Regions from separate parts of the Homo sapiens genome. Here region 1 is linked to region 2. The links are chromatin contacts, found by Hi-C or POLR2A ChIA-PET in ENCODE. All regions are on one chromosome and are shown on one strand. The core of a region is the stretch at or near the end of the contact, and the rest is flanking DNA. Distances in the headings are between cores, read along the strand shown. Region 1 overlaps PALLD (palladin, cytoskeletal associated protein). Region 2 holds the start of DDX60L (DExD/H-box 60 like).

What was found. A loop is a pair of places that touch in the nucleus more often than their neighbours do. ChIA-PET counts read pairs that join two places held with the same protein, here RNA polymerase II (POLR2A). Pooled maps may share reads with other maps.
Region 1: a loop to region 2 is called in a pooled map, with 5 times the contacts of the local background. The contact joins the enhancer-like site here to the promoter of DDX60L in region 2. A Hi-C loop is called at or near these places in 6 of 50 pooled maps. POLR2A ChIA-PET finds 5 or more read pairs at or near these places in 3 of 52 experiments (GM10248, IMR-90 and OCI-LY7).

The regions. Positions count from the first base shown.
Region 1 is chr4:168,879,668-168,883,574 of GRCh38, reverse strand. All of the region lies in intron 10 of PALLD (palladin, cytoskeletal associated protein), which reads right to left. Among named protein-coding and RNA genes, the nearest start is that of CBR4, 130 kb to the left of the region's middle. RefSeq lists an enhancer at 2,139-2,388. Within about 2 kb of position 1,639, at least 2 of the 41 ENCODE cell types and tissues checked have a DNase peak (open chromatin) inside an H3K27ac peak, as active enhancers do.
Region 2 is chr4:168,478,294-168,481,917 of GRCh38, reverse strand. DDX60L (DExD/H-box 60 like) reads left to right here and starts at 1,426. Exons shown (of 38, transcript NM_001012967.3): 1 at 1,426-1,541. RefSeq lists an enhancer at 1,168-1,407.

The DNA of each region.
Region 1 (3,907 bases), core at 390-2,889, 400 kb before region 2:
GATATGCTATTGCAGGTCAATTCTGTGAGCAGATTTCAGAAACTCAAATTTCCAGAGCACAATATTGATTAAAGAGATAAGGTACCAGAATCAACCAGAGAATTTAACTATTACAAGTCCTCTTATTCTACTCTTCTCACATTCAGTGAAATCTGATGGTAACTAAATTCCACAAAATTTCAGAGTGAGCAAACTCATTAACATGTTGGCATTTAAATATCACTTATATTCAAGAATGTAATGTATTAATATATAAAAGAGCCCAAGATATACAAACTGAGCTTTTGTATATCAATTCTGTTTTCCTTTTACTGAATTTTACGGTAAAGCAAAGGCTGTTAAAGTACAAAAAATGGGTAACTTAAGCTCATATTTAAAGGAAAATAGATAACTTTATTGTAATATCAAATTCTCCTCATATTATATTTTGGGTTCTTTAAAAAAGAAAATGACAAAGGCACGTGGGTTACTTTTTTTTTTTTTTTTGAGACAGAGTTTTGCTCTGTCACCAGGCTGGAATGCAATGGCGCAATCTCAGCTCACTGCAACCTCACCCACTGTGTTCAAGCGATTCCCCTGCCTCAGCCCTCCCAAGTAGCTGGGACTACAGGTGCACACCACCATGCCCGGCTAATTTTTTGTATTTTAGTAGAGATGGTGTTTCACCATGTTGGCCAGGATGATCTCGATCTCCTGACCTCGTGATCCACTGGCTTCGGGTTACTTCTGTTCATTCATTCTGTACAACTTGGTACACAGCCGTACAGGTCTGATTTTGAGCTGCCCCAGGGGCAGAGACATTTCAACAGAATAACCCAGTCGCAGCAGATCCTGGAGGCCTTGCCTACTAATTTGTTGGTAAATACTTGTCCAGGATTGGATACAACTTGATAAGATACTGGACCCTAATGAGCCCAGTAATAACACCTCCAACCCCTTCAGGTCAGAGAATGAAAAGCCCCCCACTATCTGTTTCCTGAAAAATAGGAGAAAGATAGGTAGATGAGATGTCTGCAAAGTACATTGCGGCTTGTATCTGTTGGATTCTTTTTCACTGGTTACTATCTAACCACAGTCTTGACTTGAAAACTGGTGAAAATGCCCTGTGTCATGAATCTTAAAGTACAGTTAAATTTGTTACAAAGTTTTCCTTGACTCGGGGATTCTGATTTGCTGCTTCTACAACAGCTTTCTTTAATCAAGAAATGTTAGACATTAGAGTTATTTGAGATGAACCTAAGTCACGCTATGCTCTCCTTGCTCAGGCATTTCTTCCAGAACCCTGGGAAATCCCGTCACCTCTTGAGTAACGATGATAGTGTCCCCACCTACCCGTTTCCTATGAGGGAGAAAGAGAGCGACAATGAGATAATGTCCATAAGGAGCTGTGGGCCTATATAATAAAAGCTGTCATTAATACATCTGTATAAAAGCTCTTATTGACACATGCTCTTCTTTGTGACAAACATGGGGCAACATTTCAAACCAAAGCCCTGCTTATATAAAAGAGGTAGTTAAGAGCATACAACATTGTGGCACTGTGGCTATGTGGCACTCCCTTATGAGCACAGATTCCAAGAATGTGAAGATGGCAAAAGAAACAGTGCCAGTCTGGTTCCAGGGATGGGTCTGATCTGATTCACCCTTCAGACTTAGTATGGCCACTCAGAGACCAGCAGAGCAGAACTGCCACACTATGCCTGTCGGCACTGCCAAATCTTCTGGGTTTCTTCTGTGTCTTAGGGCTGATTTACTATGTGGAGAAACATGGTTACAGCAATGGAGGCTGTAACACCAACTTACCAGCAATAGTGAGGGGAATAGAATACATTAATTTTATAAAAGTGCAAACAGATTTCTCTCTAAGGCATGCTCTCCTTACTGCCTCCATCTAAAAGAGTTTGTCAACTTAATATTTGTATCTGTTGACAGCTTTGTGCAGGGCAATATTTTGCCAGTGACCCCAGTAAATTTGGGGAAGATGTAGCATAAAGGAAGAAAGGCATTTGAGGAACTGTATGTATAGAAGTTCCCCAGACCGCAGTCAACCTCTCTCCGGCTCACAGAACAGCATGCAGTTGGTTGACTGCGGTCTGGGGAACTTCTATACATACAGTTCCTCAAATGCCTTTCTTCCCCAGATTTACTGTCTTTTGCCTCGGCTTTGTGGTTTATCACTGACATCCATGACCTTTGTTCCCTGCTTTGACCTCTGCTACCCAAACATATGAAAAACAGAACCTTATCTCCACAGACTGTTTAGAAACTTAGTACTTACTAACCTTCCTGTCTACAGATGAAAATAAGAACAGTGTGAAACAAACAGAATAAAACAGCAAGTATACAAGTATGATTAAGCAAACTAAGAGAGACTGGACACAGTGGCTCAGGCCTGTAATCCCAGCACTTTGAGAGGCCAAGGCAGGCGGATCACCTGAGGTCAGAAGTTTGAAACCAGCCTGGCCATCATGGTGAAACCCCATCTCTACTAAAAATACAAAAACTAGACGGACGTGATGGCCCACACCTGTAATCCCAGCTATTTAGGTGGCTGAGGCATGAATTGTTGGAACCCAGAGGCGGAGGTGGCAGTGAGCTGCAATTGCACCACTGCATTCCAGCCTGGACAACAGAACAAGACTGTCTCAGAAAAAAAGAAAAGAAAAGAAAAGAAAACTAAGATATTGGAAATTTACATTTAAGATTTTGGTAAAACAAGGCAAGTGAAAAAAACCTAATGAATTTCTACTTCATTGTGTTACATATAATCAACCAATTTGTTGGTACTTGATATATATGGCAAAACTATCCAGCTAAAGAAATAACACTTATAAGTGAAACTGAATATATACATCTTATGATAACTTGGCAGTTCCTGCAAGTTCCAGGATGCCAAAGTCATGGCAGCCCTGATAGGGACACTCAATCTTTGGCAAATTATTTGGATTATTATGGTAAACAAAAATAGTAACATTTTTGTTTTTAATTCAGAATGCAAATGACAGATCCCATAGTATGCCAGAGGAAAAACATGTTTCAAAAGACACATTTATCAAACCAAAATAATGAATTCTTCAAGTATGCGTGATTTAGCAACAGGAAAATTCCTTGAGGACAAAACGGTAACCACATAATAATGGCTTACTGAGCAGGCATGGAGCTAAAAATCTGTAGTCTGGTATTGCCACTTTGATGTCACAGCACTTCACTATCTTTGGGTACAGTTTTCCATGGCCACAAAATCGGCACGACTTCTCCATTAATTTTTAAGAAATGGCAGGAACGACTGGACTCTTGTGGTAACAATTATAAGCTATTTTGACTCCATAAAATGAGTCACTGTGATAGATGCTGACAAGAAGCAAGTGCTCCTGTTACTTGAGGTAAGCCATTAAAACTTGCTTATCTTAAGAAGGTTTCAAAGTCACTGATCAGCACAAACTGCTGTTTCTACTACAAATGATAAATGGCACAATCATCACCACCTTTGAAAAACGAATCTTTGATCAAATTCTATAAGAGAAATATTAGAACAGATTATTTACACAGTACTCCTCTTCCTGGGAAGCAAGACTTGGTACCCTTTTAATGAGAGAGGATGAAAAAGTGTCATGCAACAAACTCTGGCTCTTTGGGTCTCTCTAACAGCTTCTTTGTACCAAGATAATACACTTCCTTTTCTAACAGCTAAATAAAAGCTCAAAGAGAAAAAACAAGGGAGAAGGACAAAGGTTCTCCTCAGACAAGTTGACTGACAACTTTCAACAGAAGTCCATTATCACATCATTACTATATTTGGCTCCTTTTTTGGACTTGTTTCTTTATATATTCATTGGACTGTGTTTCACCCAATAAGGATTTGAGAAGAAGCCACATTTCAAATTAATGTAATCAACATTTAGGAAGT
Region 2 (3,624 bases), core at 177-2,676:
ACATCTAGGGAATCCCCACCTGATACATCTATATCTTTAAGAGAGAAAAACAACAGCAGACAGTCAATTATATTAAGAACATGTAGGGCCCACTTCTACAACCAAAAGAGGAAATCCCCATTAAATTGTATGTGCTTTGGGGGAGGAATAATGACACTGTAGTATTTAAAAGAACTGGAATGAGATAATATATACAGAGAATATTGTAGATATTATCTTTGGAATTAAATTTTGAAGTCTTGGCTACCATTAACTACCTGTAGGGTCATCGACAAGTAATTGAATTCTCTAAGCCTTATTTACCTCATCCATAAAATAGCAACAGTAAAGTTGCTCATGGGATTTCTGTGAGATTTAATGTGATAATACATGTTAAGGGCTTAGCCTATTGCCTGGCACATAAAAAGCTCAATGAATGCTTTTACAGCAAAGCCCAATTTTCTGCTGCTAGCAAATGCATTCTTATGATACAAAGGTCCAGTATCAGATGCTAGAGAGGAATTCATCTGAGATGAACTCATGACTTAATCATGAGTCATTTCAGGTTCTTTCTCAATGTCATCCTCATTGAGAAAGAGAATCATAACTATTTTCAACCAAACATAAAATTAAAGAAAAATCCTGACAGAAGTGAGCAATGTTTTCACCTCCTTTTCGAAGCCACTTTATATTCCAGAGTCTGAGAAAAAACTTTGTTCTTCTGGGCTCTTTCTATTGTGAACAAGTCACTTCCACCCTTTCCTTTTCTTGAAGACAGAACTTCCGGTTTCGATTTCTCTCCATTTATTACCCCATGCCGTTACTGGGGCACCCTCACCACCACCTTGAATCTCAATATATTCTGCACATGCATAACGTCATGGAATTAAGCGTCTGGAGCACTAAAGACCATGATGGGCTGGGGTTGAAACTCGAATTTCAAACATTAATGAGCTTGATGACAAAACTAAAGAGCATTCTTCTTCTCAATTTAAATTCTCTGTGATAGATGATTGGTCTTTCAAATGTTCACACTGGACAGTTATACTATTGGAAATTTTTCATAAAATGAACTTCTTAGGACAGAAACTCAAAGCCCCTAATCCTTTTTTACTCCATTTTTGCCTGTCCAGTACCTTGCCAGAAAAGAAAAACGCCACACCTCACCGCAGACTTTCATAGTGCTTAGCGTGCTGCATTTACTCTCAGCCTCAATTCCTTGTTTAGAGTCCCAGATTTCTCTGCTTTCTTTCCCTTTACAATTACATGCATGTCCCAGATAGCATATCATCGCTTCTACTATTACTTCCCTAAGATTCTCAGAGTAAACCAATGCAGACCTATATTCTACCTCCAGAAAACTGCGGAAATCGAAAAGGCCTCGCGGTGGAGAAAAGAAACCGAAACTAACTCCCTAGATAAAAACTCAGGCGCTGGCTGCTGTGTGGCTCAGAGCGCCCAGTCCGACGCCAGGCTCTGCGCTCGGTCTCCTCTGCTCCACCTCCTCCCCGCGGGGCGTGCAGCTCCGAAGCTCTTTGGACCTAGCAGGTTCGGCGGCCGGGGTGAGGATTGCGGGTGACGTCGGGTGTCGCTAGGGACCCTGGAGCGGAGCTGTCCCGCGGGGGTTCTAGGATTCCTTCAACATCCAGATGGACCGGGCGGGGAGGTGGCCTGGTGGCTTCGTGCGCGCCGGGCGAGGGAAGCTGGGGCGCCCACTGGGCTCGGGCGGCAGCTTCGCGGAGAGGTAGGGAAGAGGGACAACCACCGTGAGAGAGGAGAGTGCTCAGGCATTTAACGGGTCCTCTGCACCCGAGGGGGCCTGGGGATCTGGGGTGCTGAGGAGAAAGTAAGGGTCACCACATCTGAGCACAGCCATTCGAACCTGGACATTGACAGGCAGCAAGCCGCTTCCCTTTTTTCCGTCTTGTATTTAAGCTTTTTTTTTTTTTTTTTTTTTGAGTCAGTCTCGCTCTGTCGCCCAGGCTGGAGTGCAGTGGCGTTATCTCTGCTCACTGCAACCTCCACCTTCCGGGTTCACGCTATTCTCCTGCCTCAACCTCCCGAGTAGCTGGGACTACAGGCACCCGCCACCACGCCCGGCTAATTTTTTTTTATTTTTTATTTTTTATTTTTAGTAGAGACGGGGTTTCACCATGTTAGGCCAGGATGGTCTCGATCTCCTGACCTCGTGACCCGCCCGCCTAGGCCGCCCAAAGTGCTGGGATTACAGGCGTGAGCCACCGCGCCCGGCCGGATTTAAGCTCTTAATAGCGGAAATAAGGTTTTACTATTTCTCTGGAAAGGTACTTTGTTCTTTTTTCCCGCTTCTCTTTTGTTTACAAAGTTACATTGATAAATTTATAATAAACTTCTCAAGGTTTTCCATAATCAAAGAAGCTGACATCATCCGTGATGGGGCCTTAAGGATTATGAAAGCTCCTAATGACTGCTAGAAAAAGCGGTCAGAACCAAACAGAAGCAAGTCCTTTAAAGACACAATAAGAAGTCCAAACCATAACATCAACGACATACAGACCTTCATGATTTCGAGTGTTCTCCTGAAAACAGTAACATACCATTCAATCTAAGATTTGCAGTTTGAAGTTTGGTGGAACTCAGGTGCTGAGAGTTGAGGGTACTAAAATAAATGAGGGTGAGTTATGCTTCCAAGGCTCTTCGCCTTCTATCCCAAAGATATTGGGGATAGTTTAGTGTGAATCCTTCCTGATACTCTACAAAGAGACAAGTTTTTGTCTATAGCTCCTATCTCTCTATCCATCCATCCATCCATCCATCCATCCATCCATCCATCCATCATCCAGCCATCCAACCATCCGTCCATCCATCGATCCATCATCTGTCTATCTCTAGATCCATACACTTTAAAAGATATTTTGGCTGTCATACTGGTATGCTTTTCTTGGTTCATGATTTATTGGTACCTGTCAGTCTTACTTAGTAATTGCTGTATGATACCCCATGGTATGCTGGGTCATAATTGATCAGTTTTATTTGAAGCAGAAGAGAAAGACATAAAACAAAAATTAAATGCCCTTCTCTACTACTTTCCCCTTCATACTTAGTCTCACAGTTTTAGTTCTCCTGAGGCGTTACCACTCCAAAGATATACATTTCTTTCTTGGTTGCTTATAAATTATATGCTTACAAATCAGTCTTTTGTTTTATCTACTTTAGACAGACTCCGACGACTCCCTGTGAAAGAAATACTTCTAATATGAATTATATATTTTTAAAAATTCTTCTCAGGATTAGCTTTATGGCTTTTAATAAAATACCCATGTTAATTATCATCCACGGCTATGTTGATGTGGGTGGAAATCTCTGTGGTTTTCCCTGCTGCAGGCTCATTTTCTGCTTTGTAAGTATGGAGACCTGCTGGTTGATTTACTGATATCACCCTTTTTTATAACCTGCTGCTTGTTTTACTGATGTAACCATTTTTAAGGCAGCTCATAGTTTATTTGGAAATACAATTCTCTAAGAAATGTATCCAGCTTCTTATGCTCTAGTTAGTTCCCTATGCCGTTAATTACACCCAGAGAGTTTCTATTTTCATCCTAATTCCCTCTCAAATTAGCATAATCTGTCTTAAGTTCATTTGAAATGATAGTCTGGCCTGGGAGG